Regions from separate parts of the Homo sapiens genome. Here region 1 is linked to region 2. A link is an interaction called in ENCODE POLR2A ChIA-PET data of the cell type or tissue named here. Cell type or tissue: IMR-90. All regions are shown on one strand. Links, peaks and the distances in the headings refer to the core of each region. The heading gives the core; the rest is flanking DNA.

Evidence for each region. Peaks named below come from ENCODE experiments on the same cell type or tissue, not always from the same donor. Only the 100,000 strongest peaks of a DNase experiment are listed, where the experiment ranks them.
Region 1: POLR2A ChIA-PET joins it to region 2 with 19 read pairs; 3 of 35 experiments call an interaction of 5 or more read pairs at or near these places.

What each region holds. Positions count from the first base shown.
Region 1 is chr17:31,271,945-31,283,037 of GRCh38, reverse strand. All of the region lies in intron 36 of NF1 (neurofibromin 1), which reads right to left. LOC101927057 (a long non-coding RNA gene) reads left to right here and starts at 9,400. Exons shown (of 2, transcript XR_243788.5): 1 at 9,400-9,461; 2 at 10,273-11,025. In IMR-90, for the core only: no CTCF peak of the experiment used is centred there; a DNase peak (open chromatin) is centred at 8,637; H3K27ac peaks cover 522 bases.
Region 2 is chr17:31,070,518-31,081,610 of GRCh38, reverse strand. No RefSeq gene overlaps it. Among named protein-coding and RNA genes, the nearest start is that of MIR4733, 18 kb to the left of the region's middle. In IMR-90, for the core only: no CTCF peak of the experiment used is centred there; a DNase peak (open chromatin) is centred at 6,660; H3K27ac peaks cover 216 bases.

The DNA of each region.
Region 1 (11,093 bases), core at 1,011-9,010, 200 kb before region 2:
GTGAACAGAAAATTTATACTCCAAGATGGTCATTGTTAAACAGTAATAGACTTGGCTATGGTTTAGAAAAGGAGGGATTTATCAAAATTTGTCTAGAAAGACAGACAATATCAAGTGTTGGGTGAAGATGTACAGAAATTCAAACTCTCATTCACTGCTGGTAGCAATGTAAAATAATGCAGCTACTTTGGAAAATCATTTGGCAGTTCCTCTAAAGTTAAACACTGAGGTACCATATGACTCAATTCCACTCCTAGATATGTATCTAAAAAAACTGAATGCATACGTCCACACAAACGCTTATATATTGTATGAATACAATAGAATATTATTCAGCTATAAAAAGGGATAAAGTTCTGATACATGCTACAACATGGATGAATCTTGAAAATATTAAAGTAAAAGAAGGCAGTCACAAAAGAGCACATATTGTATGATTCCACTTATATGAAACATCTAAACTGTGCAAATCCATAGAGACAGAAAGTAGATCAGTGGTTGCCAGGGGCTGAGGGGGGGCAGGAGGAAAGGGGAGAGTGACTGTTGATGGCTATGAGGTTTCTTTTTGGAGTGATGAAAATGTTTAAAATTAGACAGTGGTAATGAGTACACAACTCTGAATATGCAAAATTGTATACTTTTTTTTTTTTTTTTTTGAGATGGAATCTCGCTCTGTCACCCGGGCTTGAGTGCTGTGGCGCTATCTCAGCTCACTGCAAGCTCCGCCTCCCAGGTTCAAGCCATTCTCCTGCCTCAGCCTCCCAAGTAGCTGGGACTACAGGTGCCTGCCACCGCGCCCAGCTGATTTTTTGTATTTTTAGTAGAGACGGGGTTTCACCGTGTTAGCCAGGATGGTCTTGATCTCCTGACCTCGGGATTCACCTGCCTCGGCCTCCCAAAGTGCTGGGATTACAGGCGTGAACCACCACGCCCGGCCCAAAATTGTATACTTAAAAAAAAGATTTTTTTTTTTTTTTCCAGACAGGGTCTCTCTCCATTGTCCAGGCTGGAGTGCAGTGGCTTGATCTCAGCTTGCTGCAGCATCAACCTCCCGGGCTCAAGTGATTCTCCCACCTCAGCCTCCTGAGTAGTTGGGACTACAGGCATCAACCACCACATCCAGCTAATTTTTGCAATTTTTTTTGTAGAGGCAGGGTATCACTATGTTGCCCAGGCTGGTCTCGAACTCCTGGACTCAAGTGACTCTCCCAACCTCAGTCTCCCAAAGTGCAGGGATTATAGGTGTGAGCCACTGTGCCCAGGCAATTGTACACTTCAAAAAGGGTGAATTTCATTTCAATGAATTTTTTTTTTTTAAACTTGCCTAGGGGGTCAGAGTCAGGTTATCAAGATGGGTATTAAATGGAAAGGATAATGTCCCATGATAAAGGAAGGGCATTCAAACCAGGTGGAAAAGAGTATGCAAAAGCAGAGAGACATGTGAGGATGTCAGGGCATGGCAAAGGGGGCAATGGTGAGATGGTCAGCATAGCTGAAGCACCAAGTAGAGTTTAAAGCATCCTTCTACAGACATTACCCAACACTATGATGATTTAAGATGATTAACCAGTATTATTCCATATAAATGATCAATTGAGACAAATGCTTTTAAGACTTTTTTCTAGCATTATAGTGGAGATAATGTACAAAACATTCATTTGTCATTCTGAGCTTTTTGGGCAGACTTTGTGGCTTAGCCAGCTCCTAGAGTCTTCTTGGATCAACTGCCCTGATGATACCTTCAACAATGTGTCATAAACACTTCCCTGAGAATAGCCCAGAAGTTCACACAGGCTTACTTGGAATCACATCAACAACAGTAGAATCATCAGATTTTCAGAATACAAGGTCAGCATCTAGCCTCTTACCAAAATGACTTTCGATCTGCTTTGGCTCAGCAATCGTGCAAGTAAGGTGAGCTGTATAACAGATTATGAAGAGACTTGTATGAGATGCTAAAAAATATTTTTATAAGCCAGTGACTTTTTGAAATGTAGTACATATATGATTGGGTGCTACATGAAACAGGCATTTCATAGTTCTATATTTCCTTTTACTGTTGCCTTTTGTTGGTTTTCTAGTTATGGCAATCAATATTGATTTTCCATTCACAGTATAAACTTTCCTTTAAGAAAAAAAAGTCTATAAAAATACTGAATAAATAATATAGATGGTTATGAAGAAATGGCAAAAAAAAAAAAAATCCCCGAAGTAATACATGAATACCTTAAGCAAGAAAACTTAGCTAAAAGGAGCACATAAAGATTTTACCTGGAAGTGAAATGGTCACATTTCAGAGAGATGATTCTGGCAGTAATGTGTAAGATGGAGGCAATCTTACACCGGGGTAAAATACCGGTGACAAATACTCCAATTAGGAAATTGTTGTAATAGCCTAGACCAGAGGTCAGCAAAGTATGGCCCACTTACAATATCCTTCCCACAGCCTGCTTGTGACCTATTTTTGTATGGCCTCCAGGCTAAGTATGATTCTTACTTTTTTTTTTTTTTTTTTTTTTTTGAGACAGAGTCTCACTCTGTCGCTCAGGCTGGAGTGCAGTGGCGCGATCCCGGTTCACTGCAACCTCTGCCTCCCGGGTTCAAGCGATTCTCCTGCCCCAGCCTCCTGAGTAGCTGGGATTACAGGCACATACCCACACACCACCACGCCCAGCTAATTTATCTTTAGTAGAGACGGGTTTTCACCATGTTGGCCAGGCTGATCTTGAACTCCTGACCTCGTGATCCACCCTGCCTCGGCTTCCCAAAGTGCTGCAATTACAGGTGTGGGTTCTTACATTTCTTTCTTTTTTAAAAAAAAAAAAAATTAAAAAAAAACTTTATATGGGCTATAAAGCCTAAAATGTTTACTATTTGGTCCTTTACAGAAAAAATTTGCCAACCCCAGCTTAGACAACTGCTGAAGCTACCAAATAAGTTGGTAGCATGAGAGTGAAGCATAAAACAAAATTTCTGAAGCAGAATCAGTAAGACTTAATGACTAATCAGATGTATGTGGTAAGAGCAGGTAAAAATTAAGATTCTATAAACTCAGACAGATAGGGATACTATCATCCAAGAGAAGAAAACAGAAAGGAGAGCATCTTTTTAAAATTAAATCATTTTTCTTTGATTATGAAAAATAAGTGACAACAAGCCAAAATTAGATAACAGACTTACAGTATTATACCATTAGGAAGACAAACTTGCTCAAAGATGGGCATTCACCCTGAGAACCTATGTTTTACAACTATGGAGAAATGTGTTCTTTTTCCTATATTAGATTTCTAAAATGAAGAGGCTGAGATTTTACTATTGAAGAGAATCATGCTTATATACAATTCTAGAAGGTACTCACAATTAGGCCTCTCATAACAATGGCCTGTCTTTTTGCATATCCATTGTTCACAAAACTCCCAAATAGTTTCTTCCTTTTTTTTTTTTTTTTAAAGAGGCTGGAATTCTCCTTTGTTGCCCAGACTGGATTCTGAGCTCAAGCGATCCTCCCACCTCAGGCTCCCAAGTAGCTAGGATTACAAAATAGTTTCTTGAAAAACAACTGTCTACGCTAAAAAGCCACTTTTCAGTGCTATATACTACTAAAATGTTTTAAATGTTCTACTTTTAAATATAGGTTACAAACCTAGTAGCATAAAAATTTTAATCCTGAAAACCTGAATTGCTTTCAGACAACATCAGGTGCATTCAGGGTGGTATGGCTGTAGGCCTGAACTGCTTTCAGAAATAACCAAACATACATAAATTCATTTCAAAACAAAATTTTTTTGAGACAGGGTCTCGCTCTGTCCCCTTAACTGGCTGAAGTGCGGTGGTGGGAACATAGCTCACTGCAACCTTGAACTCCTGGGGTCAGGCGATCTACTTGCCTCAGCTTCCCAAGTGGCTAAGACTATACAGGTGTGTGCCACCACACCTGGCTAATTTTTTTTTAAATGTACTTTGTAGAGACAGGGTCTCATGATGTTGCCCAGGCTGGTCTCAAACCCCTGGCTTCAAGTGATCCTCTTGCCTTGGCCTTCCAAAGCACTGGGATTATAGGCATGAGCCACTGAAGCTGACCTCATTTCAAAATTTTAGAAGTCCTATTTAAAAGAGACATGAAGGCCAGGCGCGGCGGCTCACGCCTGTAATTCCAGCACTTTGGGAGGCTGAGGTGGGCAGATCACCTGAGGTCAGGAGTTCCAGACCAGCCTGGCCAATGTGGTGAAACCCCATCTCTACTAAAAATACGAAAATTAGCCAGGCGTGGTGGCAGGCACCTGTAATCCCAGCTACTCAGGAGGCTGAGGCAGGAGAATCACTTGAATCTGGGAGGTGTAGGTTGCAGTGAGCTGAGATCGTGCCACTGCACTCCAGCCTAGGCAACAAGAGCGAAACTCTGTCTCAAAAAAAAAAAATAATAAAAAAATAAACGAATGAATGAATGAGACATGAGGCACAGGTGCAATGAGCATAGACATGGCATAAAACTTAATAGGATTTTCTAAAAAAAAAAAAAAAAAAAAAAAAAAAAAAAAAAAAAAGCTTCAATTACCAAGGCAATGTCTGTGCAAATATCACTCAAGAAAAGATCTCTGTGTTCTTTTCAAAAAAAAAAAAAAAAAAAAAACCCAAAAAATCCAAAAAGACCAAAGAAAAAAATTACAGAAGGGAAAACTGGACCTGTTTCTAAAGTAAAATATTAAAACTGCAATTTGAAATTCTCAAGAAAGTGCTATATGAAATTTATGATCATTCTCATCATTTTCAGAAATTACTTTTTTCCATTTTCTTAAGAATTTTGGAAGAATCAATACGTGAGGGAAGACAGTTCTGGAAACATTTCAAAAACAGATCAACGGAAAGTAATGTAAGTATATAAAGAAAGACACAATTTTTTAACTTAATTTTTGTTTTTTAGAGACAAGGTCTTGCTCTGTTGCTCAGGTTAGGGTATCCATAGCTCACTGTAGCCTTGAATTTCTGGGCTCAAGCAATCCTCCTACATCAGCCTCCTGAGTTGCTGGGACTATAGCTCACATCCCACCATGCCTGGTGATTTTAGGAAGATGATACAGTGTACATACAGCTTGTAGCAATTAAGGTTCTAGCAGGAAACAGGTGGCAAATTCAAACTGAGATATTAGAGATTATGTATAAAGGAGAAGGCAGGTTTTAAGGAAACTCTTAAGAGACAGTGTGATACTACACCTGAAGTAGTGAGTGCAGGAAGCAGTTAGCAGAAAGCAGACACAGAGTAGGTTGTGTGGAGAGGGTCACCCAACAAAAACCATACTGCATGGATGGATGTAGCCAGCCCACTGGGACCCTGCAGAAACGGAGCCAAAAATATATACCTCCTAACCTTACTCTCTTTCTTCTCCCTAATCTTCCGCTTGTATTCCCTATGGGCCAGCTGAAAGCCAGAAAGGAGGGGAGCCCAATGATACCCTCTACACAGGTCAGCCTCTTAGGGTACACAGCAGGGTAAAGAACAGAGTGGATTTGAAGAGGCAAAGGCAAGATGTCCAGCATGTAGTTATGTTAGTCAGCACGAACTAATTTCTGTCACAAATAATCCCAAAATATCACTGGCTAAGACAACAAAAGTTAATTTCTCTTAAATCATGCTTTCTAATGGTTTTACCATCTTCTGGCGTCTTGGAGACCCCCTCCACTGAACCGTCTGTTTCTAGTAGGCGTTGATAGAAGAAAGCAAGAATGGAAGATTGGTGAGAAGTTAGACATCAGGCTTAAAAATCATATACAGTTGACCCTTAAACAACATGGCTTTGAACCATGCTGATCCACTTATACAGAGGTTTACTTCCACCTCTGCCAGCCCGGGGACAGTAAGACCAATCCCTCTTCTTTCTCCTCCACCTACTCAACATGAAGATAAAGAGGATGAAGACCTTCGTGATAATCCACTTCCACTCAGAGAACAGTAAATATATTTTCTCTTCCTCATGATTTTCTGGGTAACAATTTCTTTTCTGGAGCTTATTTCACTCTAAGAATATAGCATATACAACATTTAACTTACAAAACATGTTAATCTGTTTATGTTATCAAAAGGCTTCCGATCAACAGTCTTATTAGTAGTTTAGTTTTTGGGGAGGCAAAAGTTATACGTAGATTTTCCATTGCGTGGAGATTCAGTGCCCCTAACCCCAGTGTTGTTCAAGGGTCGATTGTACATCATTGGAACTGACATTTTACTGGCCAGAACTCAGTCAGATGGTACCACCTAACTATCAGAATGCTAAGAGTGGTATGGTGCTGTGCCCAGAAGGAAGAAGAGAAACATGAATATGCTAAGTACTATTCTTATCATGTATTATGTAACACTCCAGTAGAAAATGGAACAGCACCCCAAAATCAATCTCATCAATATTTCTGCAGCGCAACATTAATATCCACACTAAGTGAAACAAAGATAGCTAAAAACCTCCCATCTATGCAGATAAGGCATTTGCACCAAATAAATTTTGGTGTCAAACTTTTTTATTTTTTGATAAAACTTAAGGTTTTTGGAGGATTTGGGGTTTCAGATTACAGACAAGGGATTATGAATGTGCATTATGATCCACATTGTACAAATGAAGAAATCTTCTCAAAACAGCAGCCAGGAAAGTAGAGATGAAAGTTAAACTCAAGCCTGTGCCTTCCAAATTTATGCTAATGTGAAGGGAAAACTGCAAATAACCAAATAACTCTTACTTTAGACATCATTAATGATACCAGCCCTCCGACATGGAGAAACAGGAGGTATTTCAATGAATTCCAATACTTATTGTGCCCCTTTTTTTTTTTTTTTTTTTTTTTTGAGATGGAGTCTTGCTCTGTCCCCCAGGCTGGAGTGCAGTGGTGCGATCTCAGCTCACTGCAACCTCCACCTCCTGGATTCAAGCGATGCTCCTGCCTCAGCCTCCCAAGTAGCTGGGACTACAGGCGCATACCACCAAGCCTGGCTAATTTTTTGTATTTTTAGTAGAGATGGGGTTTCACCGTGTTAGCCAGGATGGTCTCCATCTCCTGACCTCGTGATCTGCCCACCTCGGCCTCCCAAAGTGCTGGGATTACAGGCATGAGCCTGTGTCCTATTCTTTATAACTGGCCCTGTGTCCTATTCTTTATAAACACTCACTATATTAGAAGCTAGAGGGAATAGAAGGAATAAGAGGTGGTATCTTACCACAAAAAAAGCCAGAATATGGTGGAAGATTTAGTTTCTTTAGTGAAAATGAGACTCTGATCAAAGTATAAAGTACTAAAATGACTGATTCTGACGTGAAGAATTAGGGAAGGATCGTATAAAAGGTGCTGACATGAGTGGAGCTTGAAGAAACAACACAATTTTGAATGAGGAAAGTACAGTAGTACCCCCTTAACTGTGGGGGATATGTTCCAAGACCCCTCAGGGATACCTGAAACCACAGAATTACAGTATTGAACCCAATATATGCTGTGTTTTTCTCCTATACAGAAATACCTGTGATAAAGTTTAATTATAAATTAGGCACAGTAAGAGATTAAAAACAATAATAAAATAGAAGTTATAGCAATATACTACAATAAAAGCACATGCACATGGCATCTCTCTCAAAATATCTTATTGTACTATACTCGCCCTTCTTGTGATGATGTGATATGACACAATGCCTATGTGATAAGATGAAGTGGGTTGACTAATGCAGCACTGTGACACAGTGCTAGGCTACTATTAACCTCATGATACATCCAACTTATGTTTATTTCTGGAATTTTCCATTGAGTATTTTCAGACCATGGTGGACCATGGGTAACTGAAACTATGGAAAGTGAAACTTAGGATAAGAGGGGGCTATTATTACACTTTGGGCAAGTTGGGGAGGCTGCACAAAGATACAAAGTTGGTGGGTATTTGAAGACCTGAATAATGGCAAATTGACTATTGTTTGTTTGGGAACATTTGAGTACTAAATAGAATTTAAATTTTACTTAATCATCATGAAGAGGCCTGGAGAGCTTAAGATAAATAAGAAAGAGAAGATAATGAGAAATCCAGTGTTGGAGAAACATTTGGCTAGGTGATGATACAATTAACCAAGAGATTATGAGAAGAATATATCTAGATACAAAAATAGGAAGGAGAAAACACTAACTTCTGAATTTTAAACAAGTTGAGACTGAGGTGTTTGAAGCATCAATAAAGAGTTGTGTAAGTGTAGTACTCAAAAGGTCAAGATTAGAAAAATAGAATAAGTCACAGTTTGCTCAAGTTCGAAACATTACTATTACTATTACTATTACTATTACTATTACCAACTATATACCCCCCAAAGAAATCCACAGAATGAGCAAGTGAGCAGAGAGAGGACAATGACAAACTCCTGTAAATTACTGCAGTACTCCGATTCATAATATCTACTCTGGTTGCCAAGTAGTTTTTTTTTGTTTGTTTACTTCTTAGATCTGACCACATTAACCTCCAGTTAAGTGAAGTTATTATATGTACCATATAAATAAGATTTACCAAGCATGGTTCTATTCATGGTTTATTCATTCAGGGGAAAAATGATCTTCACAGCACAGTAAAACAAGTGAGGAACATGTACTGGCTTGTACTTCTGCCATTTATGTTGCAATTTCCTTGTATGTCAACACCATTGTTCACAGTCCTGCAATTTTTAAAGTGTGCTGGCCAATATGATGAAAACATTAGCAGAATACAACCCAATTTCCCTATATGCTAGTTATCATGGAAAACGGCTGACCAAAAGACAAAATTCCTTCAAAAAATTTACTTTATGCACTTCAAGGTGACTGGTTTAATACATTAAAAAACCATACACAAACACACAAAAGTTTGTAAACTCAGTATGAAAAAGTATCACTTTCATATGTAATCCTTTTCTTAAGTTTCATATTAATGAAGTTTAACTTCTTTTCTAAGGTTACTTTATTTACCAAAAATTAAATACCTGAAATGTTGTATTACTGAATTATTTTTTAAACTTCAAAATAACCATGGGTAGAAACTGCCCTATAAACATATGTACAGATGTTCTAAGGAAAACGCAGACACCTTTAATACACTTACTTGGTTTAAAATCATAATAATCACAGCAGGCAAAATAGTAAATTCATCTAGTTAGAGTCAATCCAGTGAAGCAATTCATTAATGTATACATGGTAAGAGGAATAACAAATGCTATTCACTGGATTCTTTAAATTAGCAAGCAGATTTTAGAACTTTATTTGAATTCTTTAATCTCTGCCAAAGTCTATCTGTTTATATGTAGTTGTCTGGAAACACTCAGTTGGATACTTCCAAAGAGCAAATGGCAGGTCAAGTTTAGAACACATGACTTCCTCACTAATTATATTTAAATAGCATGCAGTGAGTGAGAAATCAGATTCCCCATAGACGCTGGAGAAAGACTGAATTCTTACTCTTCAAAGAAAAATATCAAAAGGTAACATTAATTTGAAATGTTCTCAATTACATATTAGAGCCAAATGTAACTTTTAATATATATGTTAGAGTTCTACAGTTAAAATTTGGGCTTTAAGTCACAGACTTAAGTTCTAGCTTGGGTCATTTTTAGATATGCACCCTCAGGTAAGTTATGCCCCTTGTCTGAGCCCATTTGCAAAATGAAGGAGTTGGTTTTGTTCATTTCTAAATCTTAAAACTATGAACTTCTCTAGTTTGTTATTGTTGTTGTTGTTGTTGTTAATGAAGAAAACCTCATCCCAGCACTGGGGAAATGCTTTGGTTTAACCTCTTTAGTCTTTGGGTAAATATTTAGAAGTAATATCCTAATTTGTGACCTAAACTAAAACCTTAAATTGTTGGAATAAAGGTCATGAGAAATCAAGAAAATACCAATATTTATTTCATTATTTCTTTTGTTGCTCTACTGTCCCAAATTGCCTCTCAGTCTTTGCCCCTACCCTACTCTATACTGATCTCAAGCCCCCATATTTATTGCATTGAATGTCTAGAGTTTTATTTTTTTCCTTTTTTAAATAGAAAAATGCCAATTAAGCTCTTTTTCAGTCTTGGGATTGTTTTTGCCTTCAGTTGGTAGCCCTCAATAGAAAATAGGTCTTGTGTCAGCAGATGTTGACAACAAAGAAAGGGAAGCTTTTAATTTGTTCACTAATAGTGAAAAAGCAAACATTTACATAACACAAATGTACTGATAAACACAATTAAGGATATATGCTTGCCTATTTGTGATCCAAGTGTTCAATTAAAATTATATAATTATTGTGAAACAGAGGAGGATGATGTTCAAGCTATCACCGATTGGCCTGCTCTTCATGTTTGTTAACATTCCGGGGACAAACTTCAACATCAACAACCTCAAATTCTATGGCAGTATCCAATCCTGCGTCAAGCCTGAATCCCGGGACCAGACCTAATCCCAGGAAGAGCACCAATCCCAGAATGAACCCCAATCCTGGGATAAGCCCAGATCTCAAAATGACCTCGAGTCCCAAGATGACTCCAAATTCCAAGACAAGTCTGAATAGAGCAGTGACCCCAAAGAGCCACAACTATGAATATGAATACTGTGACAAATGGTAGCACCAATCCTGGGACAAGCCCAAATCTCAAAATGACCTCAAATCCCTAGATGACTCCAAATTCCAAGACAAGTCTGAATACAGCAGTGACCCCAAAGATAGCCACAACTATGAATATGAACACTGTGACAAATGGTAGCACCATACTCAATCCAATGGACAACATTTATTTTCTATGTAATATTTTTGCTGTTTTGTGTATACTTGCACTCAGGCTGAAGTGAACTTCAACTGCCTGCATTCTTATCTCAGTTTCTTATTATTGCTGAATGACAAGCATGCTAGGAAAATATCATTTATTTCAATTTACTATTTAAGAAATTATCATCTTGATTTTTTTTTGCAAATTATAATTGTGTACGTTTAAATATTAACTTAATATGATGTTTTCCTTCCATATGAAAGAAGTATGCACTACCTTATTAAATGCTGAAACAAGCAAAATACCATGTTTGCCTTTTAAATGTTTGCAAAACTGAACCAAAACTCAGATATTTATATTAAAGGTGTAA
Region 2 (11,093 bases), core at 1,826-9,825:
CCAGCACTTTGGGAGGCCGAGGCTGGTGGATCATCTGAGGTCAGGAGTTCAAGACCAGCTTGGCCAACTTGGTGAAACCCTGTCTTTACTAAAAATACAAAAATTAGCCAAGCATGGTGGCACCCGCCTGTAATCCCAGCTACTAGGGAGGCTGAGACAGGAGAATCACTTGAACCCGGGAGGTGGAGGTTGCAGTGAGCCGAGATCGCACCACTGCACTCCAGCCTGGGCAACAGAAAGAGACTCTGTCTCAAATAAATAAATAAATAAATACAGGCAAAGGATGTAGATATACGTTTCTCCAAAGAAGATACACTAATGACCAATAAGCACAAGAAAAGATGCTCGACATTACGAGCCATCAGAAAATGCAAATCAAAACCACAGTGAGGTACCACTTCATGCCTAGTAGGATGGCTATAATAAAAAACACAGATGATAATGTTGTAGCAAGGATGTGGAGAAATTGAAATCCTGATACAGCGCTGGTAGGAATGTAATATAGTGCAGCTATTTTGGAAAACATTTTGGCAGCTCCTCCAAAGGTTAAACAGAGCTGTGATCAATCAGTTCTACTCCTAGGTATATACCCAAGAAAAATGAAGAAACATATGTGCACACATAGACTTGTACACAAATGTTCTTAGTAGCTTTATTTATGATCGCCAAAAAGTCAAAACAACCCAAAGATCTATAAACTGATAAATGGATAAACAAAAGTGGTATATTCATACAATGAACACTACTTATCTATAAAAAAGAATAAAGTACTGATACATGCTACACCATGGATGAACCTTGAAAGCATTATGCTAAGTGAAGGAGGCCAGTCACAGAATAGCACATACAGTATTGTATAATTTCATTTATATGAATTGTTCATAAAAGGCAAATCTATAGAGGCATAAAGTTGATTAGTGGTTGCCAAGACTGCTAATGGGTATGAGGCTTAATTTTGGGTTGATGAAAGTATTCTAAAATTGACTGTGGTGATGGCCTGTAACTGTGAATATACTGTAGTAAAAACCCTCAAATTGTGTGCTTCAAGTGGGTGAATTGCATCATACTTGAATTATATCTGAATAAAGCTTTTTTTTTTTAAAGTAACTCCTGCATTATTATTTTTCTTTGTTTTTAAGCAGGGTCTCGCTCTGTTGCCCAGGTTAGAGTGCAGTGCCATGATCACTGCCCACTGCAGCCTCAATCTCCCAGGCTTAAACAATCCTCCCACTTAAATGATCCTCCCTCTAGTCCTCCCAAACAACTGGGACTACAGGTGCACACCACCACACCTAAGTAATTTTTAAATTTTTTTTTGTGTTGCCCTGCCCAGGCTGGTCTCGAACTCCTGGGCTCAATGAGCCTCCTACCTCGGCCTCCCAAAGTGCTGAGATTACAGGCATGAGCCACACGCCTCCTCCATTGCTCTGATAGGCAAAATGAGAAAGGGATTAACCCCTCCTGTACATTATAACGGGATTTAGGGACTTCAAGGGAAAGGGGAAGCACCTTGTTAATGAAGAAAAGCTTCTTAATTAACCACTACTTGTTAAATCTAACAAGTTCAAAAGCTACTGACACAGCCATGTTTGCTGAAGGGAATAGCAAGCACAAAGATAATCTGACCCAGACGACCCATACCCATCCTCAGCCACAGACCCTGGTGAGCCTGAGCCTCTCCCCAGCTCCTGCTACCTCTGATGGGTCTTCAGGTCTTCCTTGTCCTAGCAGGGCTGATAGTCCTGCTGAGTTGCCCATTTGAATGAGGAAATGTCTGGAGAGAGGAGGGGGATGGGACAGAGCCTTCCCAGTGGTTTCCAGTGACTCAAAGAGGTTTTCCCAAAAGTCTTGTAGTAGAAGATGCTTGATCAAGAAAGTAGGACGTTCAGGGCCAGACCTTAGCAGAATCCTCTACCCCAACAAAGTGAAGGCCTAATTTTGTGCTACTTTCCCTTGCAACTCTGGGAGAATCAGATGCATCAAGAACTTTCACCTTCCTTCTATTGAATTTCGGTTCGCTTTCCAATGGTTCCAACATGCCCAGTGAAGTGAGTTGTTCCATCTGTACAACCTGGGGTGGTGTGGTGAAGGGGAAGGAGACCCGCTCCCTTTCCCACTTCCCAGTGAGGCCTATGAAGAGACAACTAGACTCTTCTCCTACCAAGTGGACTACCTCAGGCCTAGAGTTGGAGTTAGCAGACCACTGTAGGGGAGCCGCGGCCCTCAGCAGAGCTAGAAACAGTGGGAAACCTATGACTATAGGACCTTCTTCTTTTTTTTTTTTTTTTTTTTTTGAGGCGGAGTCTTGCTCTTTTGCCCAAGCTGGAGTGCAATGGTGCGATCTCAGCTCACTGCAACCTCTGCCTCCTGTGATCAAGCGATTCTCATGCCTTAGCCTCCCAAGTAGCCGAGATTACATGCACATGCCACCATGCCTGGCTAATTTTTGTATTTTTAGTAGAGATGGGGTTTCACCATGTTGGCCAGGCTGGTTTCAAATTCCTAGCCTTAAGTGATCCATCTGGCCAAACTTCCCAAAGTGCTGGGATTACATATAGGACGTGCTTCTAAGCGGACGACTCAAGGTATATGTAAGACCAAGCTTTCCATGTATACCTGTGTTAGAAGAAGCTGATCTCAGAAGGGCAGGTGAATATTTGGGTGAGAAAAGGCAAAACATGGCTAAGGAGCAGCCAGAAGGCCAGGTTGGCTGGAATACGGGCCTAGTTAGAAGACAGAGTCATGAATGGAGCTATTCTGGGCAAAGCCTTGAAGGTCACGCTGAGAAACTGGAATTCTCTGCCTATAGCCCCAGTGTACAAAAGGTGGTTGTTACCCAAGGACAAAGCCACAGCTATGTCCTCTGCTTGGATTTCAGAAAAGAATACATTTTTAAATCATCTGCAGGAGCCTAAGACAAAGGTTTATCTTTGGCTCCAATTATATAATTCCAAAAGTACGAAGACTTTTGTACATGTCTGGTTCTTGGTTGCACACATCAGAAGCCACCTGCAGTTTACCTAAACAGAAAGGGAGTGAGTATATTGGAAAAACGTTGGTGGGTCACAGAACAGGTGGGGAGGCTTGGCTACCAGCCCCAGGAAACAGGCAGGAACTCATGAAGGTGAGTCAGCAGAAAACCCAGCCAAAGATGTGACACAGGAACATCACCCACAGCCACAGCCACTGCTATGGATGCTCTCTAAGGGCTCCCGTGTCTTGGCATCATCACGCCCCCCAAAACCATCATTCCCTGCTGGAGCAGCCCACTGGTGAGCCAGGAGGCAGGGACAGGGAATGTCTGGCCTTTGCCAGCTCCCACAGGCAGAGGCCCTCCCATCAAGACCTTCCAAAAGTGGAATTCCCATGAAACAGGAAGGCGATCTGGGTGTTACATAGCCCCCAAAACCAGCAAATGTTCATAATTTGGAAATACCTAAAAAAGACTGATTTTTCCATTTTTTTTCTAGTTTTAACTCAAAGAGTTAAGTATGGGTTAAGTATATGGCCTGAACTCAGACCAGACCTGGTTTTGAAGCCCAGCTCTACCGTTTCCTAGTGGTGTGGCCCTGGGCAAGCAAAGTAACCTCTCTGAACCTATGCTTTTCTGTAAAATGGGGTCATTATAGTACCTACCTCACAGCTTTGAACCTAAAGGTTTAAGTGAGATCACGCGTGTGAAGATCCTACCAGTGGTTGGCACTGGGGAAGCACTCCATAAATATCAGCTATTATCATTGAGTGACCTGACCTAAGGCCTGAGAAATTAGCATGGTCACTTTGGGCCCCATACCTTGGGGTATGTGGGCTCTGACCTGACTTTAAATCCAGGCAGCTAGAGCCACACAAGGGAAGGGGGATGTACAGATGTCCACTTGGACATGTCTCCCCCTCATTCTTTGCTTTTTTTACCTTTTATTTTTATTTTTTTATTTTTTTGAGACGGAGTTTTGCTCTTGTTGCCCAGGCTGGAGTGCAATGGCGAGATCTCAGCTCACCGCAACCATCACTTCCTGGGTTCAAGCGATTCTCCTGCCTCAACCTCCCGAGTAGCTGGGACTACCAGCATGCGCCACCATGCCCAGCTACTTCTGTATTTTTTAGTAGAGACAGGATTTCTCCTTGTTGGTCAGGCTGGTCTCAAACTCCTGACCTCAGGTGATCCACTTGCCCCAGCCTGCCAAAGTGCTGGGATTACAGGGGTGAGCCACCATGCCAGCCTTTTACCTTTTATTGCTTAAGGCCATGGGCTTTGGTGTTACAGGTTTGGATTTGAATCCAGACCTACCAGATGATGTTGGGCACCTCAAGTGAGTTATTTAACTTCTCTAACCCTCAGGCTTTTTTATTACAAAGTAAGAAAAATGCCATCTACCACGTGGCAGTGCTGTAATAAGTAAATCAGATAGTCTGTGGAGGGTGCTTAGCACCCTGGCTTATAGATGAGAAGGGTCCTCATTAGTATTTATTGGTCCTCATGGGCTAGGGGAGAAGTAGCACCTCCCAAGAAGATTCTTTTCCTTCTATAACATCACATGTGCATTTATCTCTTTGATGCTTAAATTATCTGGCAAGGATTCTTTTGGTTTCTACAAAAAATTTTGTTTTAAATCACCTTGACAGTGGGAGGTCACATCTGTGGAAAATGCTGGTGTTCATGTAACAAAAAGCTAGACCAGATCACTGCAAGCGTGCAGGTCCAAGGGTAAAGCGGGTCAGCACTGCTGAGAGTATTGTCCACTGGACTCTCTTTCCAGAGATGCTCCTCAGGAAGGGTGCTGTAGTCCAATAGGTTTGGCAAGCATGACTCCATCCTCCTTTTGGAAAATTACAATGCAGGCCAGGCATGGTGGCTCACTCCTATAATCCCAGCACTTTGGGAGGCTGAGGCAGGCGACTCACTTGAGTCCAGGAGTTCGAAACCAGCCTGGGCAACATAGTGAAATCCCATTTCTACTAAAAATACAAAAATTAGCCAGGTGTGGTGGCACATGCCTGTAATCCCAGCTACTTGGGAGGCTGAGGCACAAGAATCACTAGAACTCAGGAAGTAGAGGTTGCAGTGAGCCAAGATCATGCCACTGCACCCCAGCCTGGGTAACAGAATGAGACTCGGTCTCAAATAATAATAATAATAATAATAATAATAATAATAAAAGTGTATATACAACATAGTATAAACATAGTTCTATTCAGAGTCTACCACATTATAAATCTGACCTAACATTAATACGGAAGCTATAATAAACATTTAATCTAAGGTAATTTTGTATGCCCCCTTAGACTTTAGCAAAACTTTAAAAATGTGTGCTTAGAAGCTACCCAAAGAAATTTTACTACTCGCCTTCTTTTTCTCTCAGTGCCTTCTATTTTTCTTATTATATTCAACAGTATGTCATTTGGTTCAGTCCTACACTTGACACTCTGTTGACAACCATCAGAGTCCTTCATACTCTTTCAGGAAACCACACAAGTAAAAAGAAGCATCAGGAAATTCCACAGTGAACAGTTTAGGCAGGCAGATAGGCAGGTGCCTGAATCCTAACTATGGTGTGCATATGTGTGTGCATGTGTGCATGTACGTGATTTCTGTGTGCACACGTGTGTGAGTGCATGTTTTTATTCATGCCTGCATGTGGGAACATGATTTGTGTGCATTGGTGTGTGCACAAGTGTGTATTTGTGGGTGCATGTGTGTGTATGCATCTGTGTGTTGGAAGACAAAACACAACCAAGACACTACTTCCTGAAAGGGGATATTGGGGTTGGGGGCAACACAACTCCTTAAACTGTGTTTAAGGCAGTCCTCACCAGTTAACTTCCAGAGAAGGGAAGAAACTCAGAAACCTTTCAAAGGAAGGAAAGAGCAACAAAAGTTTGGGCGTGATTAATTCATAAAAAGATGAATGAAAATGTAAATAAAATGTTAAATTGAGCATTAAGTTCTTCAAGAGGCTGAGAAGGAACAGGCCTGGCTTTATTATACTGCATTAAAACCAGTGATAACTATTTTCAGTTTTAAGTTGTAATTCTTTTTTTTTCTTTTAAGTCTTTTTCTAGGTTGGGTTTCCCAGAACAAAACCCTGAGATGAGGACCTGTGTGTAAGTAATAAATTTAAAAAATGGCTCCCAGGAGAAATCAGTGAAGGCGTGGAGGAGGCAGGCAAGGGAAGGAGCCCAGCCAGTCTGTGATTCAGCCTGATCCTGCAGGGAGGGGGTGGGTGGGAAACACTCTGGGATGTAAGTCACACCTGAGTCTGTCTCAGCCTAAGGCAAGAGAGGGTCTCACCCTTGGTCATCCACTAAGGGCCACACCAGGAGCATGAAAACCTACTAGACACTTCCAGAATTCTGTCCTTGAGTGAAAAGCAGCTCCAGTAGCCCAGGGCAAATTCCCCTAAGAAGAGTTACAGGTGCAGGCCATTGTAAACAAAAGCACACTTGAAGGCAGAGAGAAATGACCAAAATCATAAAAAAATCTAGAGGGGCACTCTCTCTGAATCTGCTGTGATTCTGAGGGCTGCCTGATTAAAAAAAAAAAAAAAAAAAAGATCTGGAGGGATTTGGACAGAACGCTTAGATCAAACATTATCCTTTTACACCGTGGGGGTTCCTGTCTGGGCCTCCTGCCGTGTGGGATATGCAGAAGGCACTGCAATGAAGAGAGAGTCACCAGTGCAGGAATGCAAACCATGAGGAGAGAGTGAAGAGGCATTTGGAAGTCCTGAAGTACTGTAAAGAATGAAGACTTCTGGCCAGGCACAGTGGCTCATGTCTGTAATCCCAGCACTTTGGGAGGCTGAGGCAGGTGGATCACTTGAGGTCAGGAGTTCAAGACCAGCCTGGCCAACATGGTGAAACCCCGTCTCTATTAAAAATACAAAAATTAGCCAGGCGTGGTGGCGCATGCCTATAATTCCAGCTACTCTGGAGGCTGAGGCAGGAGAATTGCTTCAACCCAGGAGACGGAGGTTGCAGTTTGCCCAGATTGTGCCACTGCACTCCAGCCTGTTGACAGAGCGAGAATCAGTATCAAAAAAAAAAAAAAAAGAAAGAAAGAAAGTAGGTAGACCCAGCCCTGTGATCCAGGAGAAAAAAGAATATGACTCAGGGACCTGCCTGAGAACCCAGAATTGGTTCAGAATATGAGAAACTCCATTGTAAGAGGCCTGTGAGCCCCCACCCAGATGAACCCTCACAGCAAAGACTGTACCATGAAACAGAAATCATCCCTGGCCTGGCCAAAGAAGCATGCCCGGACCACCACTGCCTAACAACTAGATGAATGGAAAATCTTTGAAAATTGGGTCATGGATGCTGGGTAGCCTGAAATGTGCACTAAATGGGGTATTTATCTGTATTGCTAGAGATCGCCGATTCCCAGGTACCAGGCACCTCTCTCTGCCCTCCTGCGAGGCGACACAGTGATACAGTTAAGGGGAGTCAGACTGCCTGTGTTTGTACCCTGACTGTGCACAAAGTGGGTGAGCTAAGCCAAGCCACTTCACTTCTCTGAGCCTCAGTATCCTCATCTGTAAAGTGGAGTTATTTATAAAACGTACCTCCTAGTGGTGGTTTTATTTTGTTTATTGGTTTTGTTTTTCCAAGATTCATTAGTATATATAGCTCAGTGCCTGGGATAGCCTGTGATCAAACACATTATCTGTTATTATTTGGCTATACTTTCCTCTTGAACAGACTTCCTGAAACAAGCCGCACGCCAGCTGAACTTATTTTGATATCATTAGCTTTTTGGTTAGTTATCGTTTACAAAAGCGTAGTATATAAATATTCTATTTTGGGGCTGAGAAGAACATTTTCAGACTTTTTAACCAATGAAACCTTATTTTCAAACCAACTTCTGTAAGAAGCTGCATTTGTAAAGCTAGTGAAAGCTGCCTCTAGTTGAAGCTGTTGGGAGTGGAAGCCTCACCTTTCTTCCTGCCCAGTGCCTGAGACACCATGGGAAGCCCTGGTCTCCTGGAACAAGGAAGAACACACCCCACGTTCAACATTGCCCCAGTACATCCTCTTAGTTTACAGTCTGAAGTTCATCAGGGGGAGACGACTTGTTCAAGATCTTTCCAGCCTGTCAGGGACAGAGCAGGCACTTGAATCCAGGCACTGTTCTCTTCGATGGCTTCCCTCACTTTCATCACTCCAGGACCACCTGCAACGTTTTTGGTTTTGCTAGAGTATCATGTTATTTATTTATCTAATTCCTTTCAGTGATTCCCCCTTCTTTTTTAAAATCTTAGCCTTGCTATGAGCAATAACATCCACGAATCTCATGTTTGACCTATTATATGTCTTTCTTAATATACATTTAAACAAATAAGTATTTTTAAAACTATGTGTTCATGGCCAGGTGCATTGGCTCACACCTGTAATCCCAGCACTGTGGGAGGCCAAGGCGTGAGGATCACTTGAGCCCAGGAGTTAGATACCTTGCAACAAAGCAAGACCCCATCTCTACAAAACATAAAAATTAGCTGGACATGGGGGCACTCACCTGTAGCCCAAGCTACTCAAGTGGCTGAGGCAGGAGAGTTGCTTGATCCCAGGAGTTCAAGGCTGAGGTAAGTTATGATCACACCACTGAACTCCAGCCTGGGCAACAGAGCAAGACCCTGACTCAAAGAAATTATATATATATAAAATATATATATATTATATATAATTTTAGAGCATATATTTGGAACAAAATATATACTTTTGCAACATGTACATATAATTTTGGAGCATACTGCTCTGTGTGCAAAAAAGAAAATGTCTTAGCTCTGTGGAAGCCAGTCCAGGTTAGCTGCTATGTTTATACCAAATACCAGGAGGTCCAGGGATTTGCTGGGCCCTGTTCCCTGTGGGCCTCAATTCAACAGGATGACACAAGTTTAGAATGAAATTAAAGCATGACTACAATGCCGTTGTTTTTATGTTTCTTTTTTCTTTTTCTTTTTTTTTTTGTTTTAATTAGAAACAAGAGGTAGGAGGATGCTGAATCAGGTGCTCCTTTGAAAGCATTTCCCATTCTATAATTTACTGGGTTCCACATACTATGGAATGTTTGAATTTATAACTTTTCAAGAACTGTCTGTATATGTTTAATGTGTATACATTACATTGACAAAGCCAGTTAGTCCAGCCTTTGTAATCACAATAAGATGCTGCAGGGCTCAAATGGTGGGGAAATAACTCCCACCTTGGAATGTTAATTGCACTTGCTTCTCAGCCTGGAGGCTGAAAATGCAGCAGGATCATTGTGCAACACTACATGTCCCATCTTGTCTGACTGGCTGTAGCTTTAGAAATGAAGAAAGAGAAGAAAATAATTTAAGTTTTGCCTAGAGTTAAGGTTACCTTTTTTTTTAAAGCATTCCTCCTTCCCCTTTCAGATAAAACAACCCATATAGACTGTACCAGATATAGAGATTTAATGCTTTTTCTGTTCTCTTCAAAGATAAAATTTTCAGTGGACTTTTCCACTTGGTGCATGTCCTATGCTTGGCTTGTCACCTTACATCTGACACAAAGGTAATATAACCCAGGATTGGTGAGACGTACCCTCTCCTTTGCATTCCACATTCAGAAGATCTCATTTCCATTTCCAGTTACACAAATATCAGAGTCCCACTGTGGGTAAAAAGTCTTCCAGAAGTGGTAAACCCAGATTAGATAGTCAAGCTGCTCCTAGAAGATAAACTAAAAATAATAATTAGTAAAGCATTAGCAGTATACTAGCTGAAAGCACAGACTTTCATTCAGACAGAGCTGAGTTTGAATCCTGGCTTTTTACCACCATGAGATGTGGGGTGAGTGAATTAACCTCTCTAGTCCTTTGATGTCTTCACTTACAATCCAAGGATACGAATAGTACCTACCTCATAGGGCTGCTTTGAGGATTAAATGAAATCATGCTTATAAGATATTAAGTGCTACAAAGCACTGGAAATTGCTAGCCATTATTCTCATATAACTCTCATGATTACCATTACTTACAAATTGCCTGAAATCGATATGGTCACTGTGGCAGATTCCACGAATGGGTCCACACAATATCTGCTTTGACCATTTCTAAAACCTACAGTGTCTGGACTCTTTTGTAGCTAGGGTTCTGCCTATGACCCAGGTTCTGCCCAGCAGATGCCTATGTGCTCCAGGAAGATGAAGGTCATTTAAGTGAAGTGGCAGCACATGTAGTTGGGTCCATCTTTTTGCAGACATGACCGTGAAAGAGCCTTGAGAGAAGCCTCACTGTCCAGCCCCCAGCATCACAGGTATTGAATGGTGAGCAGCAGCAGTGGGGCTTCTGTGAGAACAGCCCTGTTTATGGCTGGGCATTTCTGCTGGGGTTGTTTCCGGCTGTGTGGTATCCTCACCTGTTTCTCTGGCACTGCTGGAAATCCCATAAGCTACCTAATACCCTGCTGTAACCCCTTTCTATTGAAACTAGCTAGAGTGAATTCTGTTGTCTGCAACTAAGAACACAGTAATTATCAAAACAATCAATACAGTAACTATCAGAATAATCCTTATTACTATAGTATAAAGATTTCTTTTTTTTTTTTTTTTGAGACAGAATCTTGCTCTGTCACCCAGGCTGGAGTGCAGTGGTGTGATCTTAGCTCACTGCAATCTCTGCTTCCTGGGTTCAAGCAATTCTCCTTCCTCAGCCTCCCGAGTAGCCGGGACTACAGGGGCACACCACCATGCCCGGCTAATTTTTTGTATTTTAGTACAGACGGGGTTTCACCATGTTGCCCAGGCTGGTTGTGGACTCCTGACCTCGTGATCCGCCCACCTCGGCCTCCCAAAGTGTTGAGATGACAGGTGTGAGCCACTGCACTGGTCAAGATTTCTTTATTAGTCATATTCAGGTTACTAAGGGATAAATAAAAATATGTATAAAAACCTTTCCCTTGGCCAGGCGCAGTGGCTCATGCTTGTAATCTCAGCACTTTGGGTGGCTGAGGTGGGCGGATCACGAGGTCAGGAGTTCAAGACTAGCCCGACCAATATGGTGAAACCCTGTCTCTACTAAAAATACAAAAATTAGCCGGGCGTGGTGGTGCGTGCCTGTAGTCCCAGCTACTCTG